Regions from separate parts of the Homo sapiens genome. Here region 1 is linked to region 2. Evidence: chromatin contacts called from ENCODE Hi-C or POLR2A ChIA-PET data. All regions are on one chromosome and are shown on one strand. The core of a region is the stretch at or near the end of the contact, and the rest is flanking DNA. Distances in the headings are between cores, read along the strand shown. Region 1 has its middle 76 kb from the start of LINC02869. Region 2 has its middle 29 kb from the start of LINC02869.

Evidence for each region. A loop is a pair of places that touch in the nucleus more often than their neighbours do. ChIA-PET counts read pairs that join two places held with the same protein, here RNA polymerase II (POLR2A). Pooled maps may share reads with other maps.
Region 1: a loop to region 2 is called in a map of MCF 10A, with 2.3 times the contacts of the local background. The contact joins two enhancer-like sites. A Hi-C loop is called at or near these places in 5 of 168 maps with a recorded cell type or tissue (MCF 10A, PC-3, PC-9 and 2 more) and 3 of 50 pooled maps. POLR2A ChIA-PET finds 5 or more read pairs at or near these places in 4 of 52 experiments (BJ, HEK293, MCF 10A and 1 more).

Annotation. Positions count from the first base shown.
Region 1 is chr1:218,584,091-218,588,457 of GRCh38, forward strand. No RefSeq gene overlaps it. Among named protein-coding and RNA genes, the nearest start is that of LINC02869, 76 kb to the left of the region's middle. RefSeq lists enhancers at 1,408-1,908, 1,909-2,409. Within about 2 kb of position 1,546, at least 7 of the 41 ENCODE cell types and tissues checked have a DNase peak (open chromatin) inside an H3K27ac peak, as active enhancers do; they include PC-3, PC-9 and endothelial cell of umbilical vein, where a contact is called at or near this core.
Region 2 is chr1:218,478,413-218,483,205 of GRCh38, forward strand. No RefSeq gene overlaps it. Among named protein-coding and RNA genes, the nearest start is that of LINC02869, 29 kb to the right of the region's middle. Within about 2 kb of position 2,304, at least 13 of the 41 ENCODE cell types and tissues checked have a DNase peak (open chromatin) inside an H3K27ac peak, as active enhancers do; they include PC-3, PC-9 and endothelial cell of umbilical vein, where a contact is called at or near this core.

The DNA.
Region 1 (4,367 bases), core at 296-2,795, 100 kb after region 2:
TTAACTCCCCAAATTTTTATTGCCTTTGCAGATCACCAATGACTTTAAGTTAAACAAAACTGTTTTCTATTTTATCTGGCCTTGCTAGTTCTTCTGAGCTGAAATGTCCAGAAGAACTAGCTGGGCTGCAACTATTTTACCATAACTGAAGGCCAAAATCATGCTTGAGACTCCTTGAAAATGTGTTTGAGTGTGTGTGTTTTTAAAAATTTGAAATATAGTATTTTTTCTTTCCTCTTCCTCCTCAAAACAAGTTTCTCTCATACATTAATTTGCACAACATGCAAACAGTAAGTTCAAAAGCTAGCAATTGTGTTCAAGTGGATGAAGGTCCAGCAAATATTTTATCTTTTCAGGGGGACCCCACATCCACACACCATGCTTCTGACAGTTAGTGAGTGCAGGCTATGGACATTGCACATTTATTTCTAACAATAACTTCTTACCTTCCCTGCTCTGTTCTCAGTCTTAAGCCTACTTCTCCTTTATTCCTTATCTCTATCCCATTGTCAGCCAAATTCTTGCTCTTTGGACTCTAGTTTACTTAATGCAGTTTAGTCCAAGGTTTTTGCAAATGGTATTGGATTAGAGTCCCCTTATGAAGTAGGCTTTTAAAATGTTAGTAAGCTTGTTACGAATGCAGGTTTCTAGGCTTTGGCCACAGATCCTGAGTCATAGTTGGTCTGAGATGAACCCTAACAATTTGTATTTTTAGTAAGCACCCTAGCACCCTTGAAACACTGAGGAGTATTCAGGATATCCTACGTTGGCTCCCACCCCAGGGCCTCACACTCTGGTACTGGCTGACTTCACCAGTTCTCAGGTCTGGTCTGCCCAGGGCCCCGAGAAGGGACATTACTCACTGTGAGTTTTACTAATGTGGTTTTGTGCTATTTGAAGTGATCCCTGCCCTCTGGGGAAAAATAATCAGAGGATTATATAGAATTATCTCCCCCAAAGGCTATGAGGACATAGTCCATTATCCACCTTAGGTGGCAATATGGTGGATTATGTGGCATTTCATCTTTGCTACTCTCTGACTCAGAATATTTAGAATGTAAAGTTAAACCCAGAAACACCTGCCATTGATTGTCTGAACTATTCTTGGGCAATCTGGAAAACCCTTTCTCATCTGATACACATAGTCTCCCCAACATTTTAAGCTATTATTTGGAACATTTCTATTCTTTGTTTTATACTTAAGACTGTGAGCCAAGCCAAGAAGACATTTTTGTATTCCCCTGTCTCCTCCCTACCAGTGTTGGAGGAACGTCAACATGAAAGAAGAAGGGATATTATTTAGGGTGGCCTAAGGGGTAATAAGTAGGATTAATGGGATGAAATTGAGCAAAGGAAAATTTAAAGTGAACATCAGGAACATTTTCCGAAGATTGAAATCAATGATCCTGTGGAATTAAGATCCCAGGGGAGGTTGTGGGAGCCCTATTACTTGAATCAGTTCGAACTAGACTGGGCTAAATATTTGAATATAATCCTACCTTGGCAGAGAGTAAACCTGCAATAGCTGGAAGATGGAAAAAATGACCTAATAGGTCTTTTCCATCCCTGACTTCTATGAGTCATCCAATGTATGCTGTTATGCGTCACACAGCCGGCCAGACCCAGGTCATTCACTATACATTTCAGCCACAAAATCCTCAGATTCTGACTGAGCCCCAACTAAACGGCTACCTCGGCAGAGACTGAGGGTCCCTTTGGGATTTCTGGTTAGTTTATAATCAATTAAATATCAGAAATGAATGCAGAAATAAGTCATAGAAGCAGAGGGTGGTGAATAATTGAGTTCTTGTCCCTACCCTCTGGGAGGGTCACCCTCAAGGCTTTGCAGACAGTCAGAAATCTTTCCACTGCAGTTGTTGTCTGTAACTCCGCCTCTCAGGCTTGGCTGGCCTCTGGATTGTGCTGGGGCAGCCACTGCCCTCTTAACTGCTGATGGCAGGCAGACCCACCTCCTGCTGTGGCTCGGGGCCTGCTGTGGCCTTTTCTGCAGACATCACTGCCCTGCAGCGGCAGCATTAGCGTAAGGTCATTTCCTCTCGTGCCCCTGCCAGAGGAATCAGCCCTCAGGAGCATTGCTTCAGGTCTGTCAGCCCACATGAGTCCCAGAGCATTTTCTTCAAACATTATTATTATTATTAGCTGCATCCTTTCTTCAAATACAACTTTAGGAGAATATCTAAAGCTGACAAAAGCAACATTCCTTTGGTTTAAACAGGGAAGGGGACGGAGGACTCCCAGGAACTTCCTTCCTGGCCACCGCCCTGCTTCATGCCTCTTCCCCTTCATTGAGGAACAGATAGAAGCCACCATGAGGCACAGATTGAAAACACTCCTCTAGGCCCTTGCATGTATTTTCTTGCCATTTTATGCTCAATAAAACCCACAAAGCCTGAATGAAACGATTGCTGCAGCTCTAGGCTTTACAGAGCCTCCTGACAAGGCATCTGTTGTAGACATTGGTTATATATTCTCTCTTTTCCCTCCTCTGTTTGCTTAAACGCCCATGTAGCTGGTGGCTGGGAAGTGATTAGAGAAGATTGTAGAAAAGGAGGATTGGCTACTGGTGCTAACAACTTGTGTTTCACGTTAATTACATTAGACCTTAACCATTGCTTTTCCTTCTTTTGCATTTTCTCCTCTCTCTGGTGTTGTTTTGTGTAACTTCAAGTTGGCCCTAAATATGCATTACCACCTGATATTCCTAGACAGGCATGGAAATATGGAGGCATGCATACTGAGCTTTAGCACTGTAGCTTTAGGAAGTGCAGGCAGCATCTATTGCTCCCCCTATGGCAGTGGTCCCCAGCGTTTTTGGCACCAGGGACCGGTTTCATGGAAGACAATTTTTTCATGGATGGGGTTGCTGGGTTGGAATGGTTTCAGATGAAATCGTTCCACCTCAGATCAATGGCATCAGTTAGATTCTCAAAACAATTGCTCAATCTAGATCCCTTACATGTGCTGCTCACAATAGGGTTTGCACTCCTATGAGAATTGAATGCCACTGCTGATATGACAGGAGGTAGAGCTCAGGCAATAATGCTCGCTTGTCTGCCACTCACCTTCTGCTGTGTGGCCCATTTCCTAACATAACACGGACTGGTACCAGTACGTGGCCAGGGTGTTGGGACCCCTGCCTTAGGGGATGTATTAGACTCATCTCCTACACCGAAAGTGGCCTCCATGTTTTAGTTTTCTAACTCATGATTTTCAAAGCATCCTTAGCTAAAATATGGAATTCTTCCAACTAATTGGGAGATAAATAAATGGATTTGAATTCAAGTCTACTTGATGTGAAACCTATTTGATATCAGACTCTTAACCCCTGCATTGTTCTTGCTCTCGCTTAACTACAAGACCTGCAAAACAGAGGGAATTTGAATTCTGTATTTCTGGCGTACACCTACTCTGTGTGGGGCTTCCTTGGTGCAGCCAGGTAAAGAACGTCACCGGATTCGTGTTTATGTCTTTCTTCCTCTGACACTCCTTCTTTGGTGCTTTAAATTTCAAACAATTCGAGATTCAGAGAGAGGACTTAGAGGGTCAAGTCATGTGTCCTTTCTGGATCCCTGGGTAACTCTTTTTCCTATTGTTTCTCTCAGTAACCAGACATAATCTCCCCCATTATCCGGAGATAAGTACTGCCCTTAACTAAAACCTAAGGCTGTTTACTTATTTTGTTCCTTTCATAATTTCCCACCTTCATGAAAAGGAAGCTTTGAGTTAGGAGCAAGTGATGGGGCACAGGCATCCTAGACCTAGAGCGAGAAGGGCCACCAATGAGCCTTTAGTTCCTTACTGCCTTTACTGAATGAGAAAAAAGAAACCTAAAGAGAGGTTATGTGGCTCACATCCTTAAATTAGAGAATTAGGAGTGAATTAAGGTTTGACGTCAAAGTCCACAATTTTTTTCTCCTTGTTACTCAGAGAAAGAGAGACATAGGGTTAGGGCCTGAGCTTGAGGAAAATGTGGCAACTTTTAGAGAAAAGGTTTGTGTAGAAACGTTCTCAGAGGGCAATCTTTTATGAGTCAGTCCTCAGAGGGCTTTCTGTGAACACATCAGAGACATATGGATTACAAACATTTAAGATCCATATGGGTTAGAGAACAGAGACAGGGGAAAAATTTTGGCAAACACATTTGCTTTTTTAATATATGTGTGTGCCTGTGCCTATATATGTATACATATATTATCAAATTTAAAACACTTGAAAAGCAATCCCAGGCGTTTCAGCCTAAACCACAGAGTGGCTCATCCATCCCCACTAATAAGTTCCAATCCTTCTGTTGTGTGGTCTTTCCATTCCATGGGTTAGGACCCTGTAAGTCTGTTATACTTCAACCT
Region 2 (4,793 bases), core at 1,054-3,553:
ACTCTGAGAATTCTTCTATGTTAAATGCCCTCCATAGTCATCCCACTTAGGATACAGTCATTCGACCAGTTACAAAGTCACCCATGGACTGGTCATCTCAGCCCACATTTCTTCATCTTCTCCACAAGGACATCATGACTCACCTTGTCAACTGTCCTTCCCAAACAGTCAAAGTTCTCAGTTGTCAGAACAGGAAATAAGTTCCTATTTCTTGCTTAATTCGTGAACCTCATGGTGGGCTTGGTCTGGAACCACATTTTTTCTTCTCCAGTGTTCTGTCACCTTTCATATTCTTCATAGTTCCTCAAAACAATTGCTAATGGTTCATGGTTCTCAGCTTTTGGTTTCTTATCTCAGGGATCTTATATAAAATAAATAGTTTTCACTCTATTTCAGCATAAATTATTTTCTATTGATATTTATTCTATGCTTTGGGTATAAAAGTTATTGTCACACATTCTGGTATAGGTTATATGACTATCAGTTTTTAAATAGTTTCCATGGTTAGTTTATGGAAACAGGTGTGTGTGTGTGTATTTTCCTGTCATTGCAAATTTCTACAGTTCGAAGTATCCTGTAATTAGGGTCATGAGAAAGTGTTTATTTCCTGGGTCAGAGGCAGAGAGAAAGCAAACTTTTTGCTATGGAAACCATGATTTCCAAGAGTCTACCAATACCACTTTCTATTTTCTTTATCTTTTTCTCCCCTACCAATTCACTTTTATTGGCAGCACTGGTTGTTCTACTATTCTCTTTCTATTATTCCAACTTGCTGATTCTCTTCAAGTTAAAGAGATGGGCATCAGTTTCTACTAACATGACCAATGGGTCTGAAGCTCTGTCTTTTTGGAAGCACAGAAAATCAACCACTCAGAAGCCCAGTGGAAGAATACAGTCTATTTCTCTAGCTCCTTTTGAAGTCAGGTCTTATGTGTGTCCCAAAGCTGGGTCATTTTGTTAGCTTATTATTGACTATATTGTTTTAATATTCTGCTTTGGTGTGTGTCTCATCTATTGTTTTGTGAACTCCTGGGCTATGTTATGTTAGGGGCTATATTTTTATCAATCTTTGCATTCTCTGTACCCTATGATTACTTAATAAGCACTTCATAAATAATGTGTTATGAGTGAATAAATTAATAAATGAATTGCTTATTTGACACACACACACAGTTTCCACTGGAAAGCTTCCTGTTGTGAAATACTTGTTACTTTGCTTGTCAACCCTATCCAACAATGTTGGATAGCTCTAATGATAGAAAGCTTTTATTTTGTATTAACCTAAATCTTACCCTCAGAACTTCCATTTTCCCATAGAAAACATCTTCTCTTTCCCAAGTATTTATTTTATGTATTAAACTGAAGGCTTCAGGCCTGACAAAGATAGCAATTTTGTTTTCAACAGGAAGTACTGTGCTTATTCCTTTGCTTGTTCAACCATCTTCATTCCAGTGGCATTCCAGTGGCAAGCTTCTGGCATGCCCACCACGCAGGTCATTTAGGGAGAAATCCAAATTCCATTTAGACACATTTTGAACTCCTCTAAATATTGTGCTTTCTCAGGCTTCCAGGGAGCCAGTGTTTATCACTGGATGAATACAGTTACAGAGAGATCAAGGACTTAGTTTATTCTGGGTCACATCCATTATAATGGCATAGTTTAGGCCAAGGAATCCTCTTGTCCCCAACAACTTTCCCAGGTCTAAGACTTACATTTTCTGCTGTGTTGCCCTCCTTTGAGGGATAAACCCATGTGGCCAGGCTGGGACTGCTCTTTCTTTATTCTAGAGCAGCAGGACTGCTTTGCGTAGCTAGCTCTTCCTCTCTCCTACACTCATTGCCAGACAATACAGTATGCAGAACCCAGCATCTGACACTCATACTTGGCTCAGGGCTGGTTTGTGAATCACATGTCAGAGCAGGACTTCAAATCTCATGTCCAACACAAAGAAAGATGACGCCAGTGCTTTGAAATGTCTTTAAACACGAAATATGTCAACTTAGTGACCCCTCAACTCTGTCCCCTCTCTCTCCCTTGCACTTTTTTTCAAGATGTTTAGAAACTGTGTCATCTTTGTTTCTGAAATATTGTTTTAGGATTAAGGTTTGTCAGCATCATGAATCTGCACTAAAAATACTGCAAGGAACATGAGACCATAATTATATCAGCTTTGATCACACTGATTCCACTAATTAAAAATTCCACTGAGAAGAGTGCTGCGGAATCATGTAAACCCTGTGAATTACCTAATAATGATAGAAATATTCAAAGCATTAGTGATTAATGAACAGATGTGAAGAGGCAATACAAGCTTATGGGAAACCATTTCTAATGATGATGTCAGCAAGGAACAATTTGCAGACATAATTACTGAAAAATTATCAGAGACTTCCTTGTCAAGTATTTTGTATGTTTATAAAGCTGTTGGTGACTCATTTTAGAAGTCTGGGAGACTTATTTGATTTGGAATCAGGATTTTATTATAGCTTAGCTGTTATGTAATAGTTTACTCAGACTGATGGGGAGATATTCTTCCATGTCAACATAACTTGTATGGTGTGCAATGAGATTTCCTTGTAGTTATTTCAGCAATTCATATCTGAATGCTTTCCCATATTTTCAGTCCTGAAGTATATTCTCAGTTTGTAAAATGGAGTGCAAGACAGGCTGTGAGATAGATTAATTGTTCAATGATTTATCACGAACTCTAACAGTTTACTACATTGGGACAAAGTTGTTTTGGTTTATAAAGCTGGTAGTGTCATATGGAATGGCTATCTCTGGCATGCCATAAATTCAATATATGAGTGTTTTGCCATACATATGTGTGCTTTACTGTGGTCAGTATCATAATTAGCCAAGCTTTACCCACATGCCCCAAAATTCCAATGCTTGAGAGCAAAGTCATCTGGATACAACTAGTTTTTATGTTGGCTGGGGAACTATTGTTTGATCAACATCTCTAGTTGCTAACTAGCGGTATTTCATTTGGAGTTTCCAAAACACTAATAGCAACCAGATAGATATTGTGTCTGTCCCTTGCCTCAAATTTTAATCATGTTGTTGTCTCCAGAACAATTCCAAAAGAAACATAGCCCGAAAAATGTGGTGCTTTCCAAGAAAGGTTGGGTGTTATCATTGCTCTGAAGGGGACAGTGTGGGGAAATAATTAAATAGGATAAGCAGGGAGGGCTCCCGTATTCCTTTCCTGGCTCTTCAACTGCCTAGCTGCTACTGTACCATTGTTAGTTTTTCTGGTTTCTCTCTAAATAAGTTTCTTTATCTAATGACTAAAGGAAGAAGAATTTAACCATGAGACTACATAATTAGCTTGAGTATTTGCCTACATGGGTTTATATGCAGATATGTGGATCTCATTTAAACACTTTTAAATGAATTTATTTTATTTATGTATTTATGTATTTATTTATTTATTTATTTATCTATTATTTATTTTGAGATGGAGTCTTGCTCTGTCCCCCAGGCTGAAGTGCAGTGGTGCGATCTCGGCTCACTGCAACTTCTGCCTTCTGGGTTCAAGCGATTCTTCTGCCTCAGCCTCCCAAGTAGCTGGGACTACAGGTGCACACCACCACGCTGGGCTAATGTTTGTATTTTTAGTAGAAATGGGGTTTCACCACATTGGCCAGGCTGGTTTCGAACTCCTGACCTCATGATCTGCTTGCCTTGTCCTCCCAAAATGCTGGGATGACAGGTGTGAGCCACTGTGCCTAGTCCGAATTTATTTATTTATTTATTTTATTTTTTGAGATGGAGTCTTGCTCTTTCACCTGGCTGGAATGCAGTGGCATGATCTCAGCTCACTGCAACTTCCGCCTCTGGGGTTCAAGCGATTCCCCTGCCTCAGCCTCCCAAGTAGCTGGGATTACAGGCACGTGACACCACGCCCAGCTATTTTTTTTTTTTTTTTTTTTGTATTTTAGTAAAGATGGGGTTTCACTATGTTGGCCAAGATGGTCTTGATTTCCTGACCTTGTGATCCACCTGACTCAGCCTTCCAAAGTGCTGGGATTACAGGTGTGAGCCACTGCACCCGGCCCCAAATTTATTTTATCACTTTATACTCTATTTGATAGTCATTTCTGTCTATGCTGTATATATTAACACAGAGAGGAGGAAGAGTGGAAGTATGGGATAATGGAAGGTAGAATTTAAAGCAGCAGAAAAAAGAAAGGCACTTTTTCCATTGAATAAATGAAGGTCAATAATATATTTTGGATGATAGGTACATAATTCTTCAACACTAACAACAGAAATGCCTCTGTTTTATAGTAATGAGTAACGAAGAGTATTTTATGATCCAGAAAAGTCACAGTACAAAGGCACTATTTCCTTTTGGCTGGTTTTTAGTTTTCAATCAACAAAGCTTCTATTTTAATTCCTGAAGTACACACTGTGATGCAAGAAGGCCCCAAGAGGAAGAAATTCTGCTTCCTTTTGGCATCTTTTGGAAATTCTTTAACGCAGTGATGCAACTCTATTATTTCATGGTGAACATCTGTAGATCCACGTAATACTTTGTGGCATAAGGCTGAGTGAGAACAAGTGTCCAAGGACCTCTAGTCAGTGTTCCATATACACAGTCAGAAATCAAATGTACTTTGTTGGCCAGGTGCGGTGGCTCACGCCTGTAATCCTAGCATTTTGGGAGGCTGAGGTGGGCTGATCACTTGGGGTCAGGAGTCCGAGACCAGCCTGGCCAACATGGTGAAACCCCGTCTCCACTAACAATACAACAATTAGCTGGGCATGGTGGCGCATGCCTGTAATC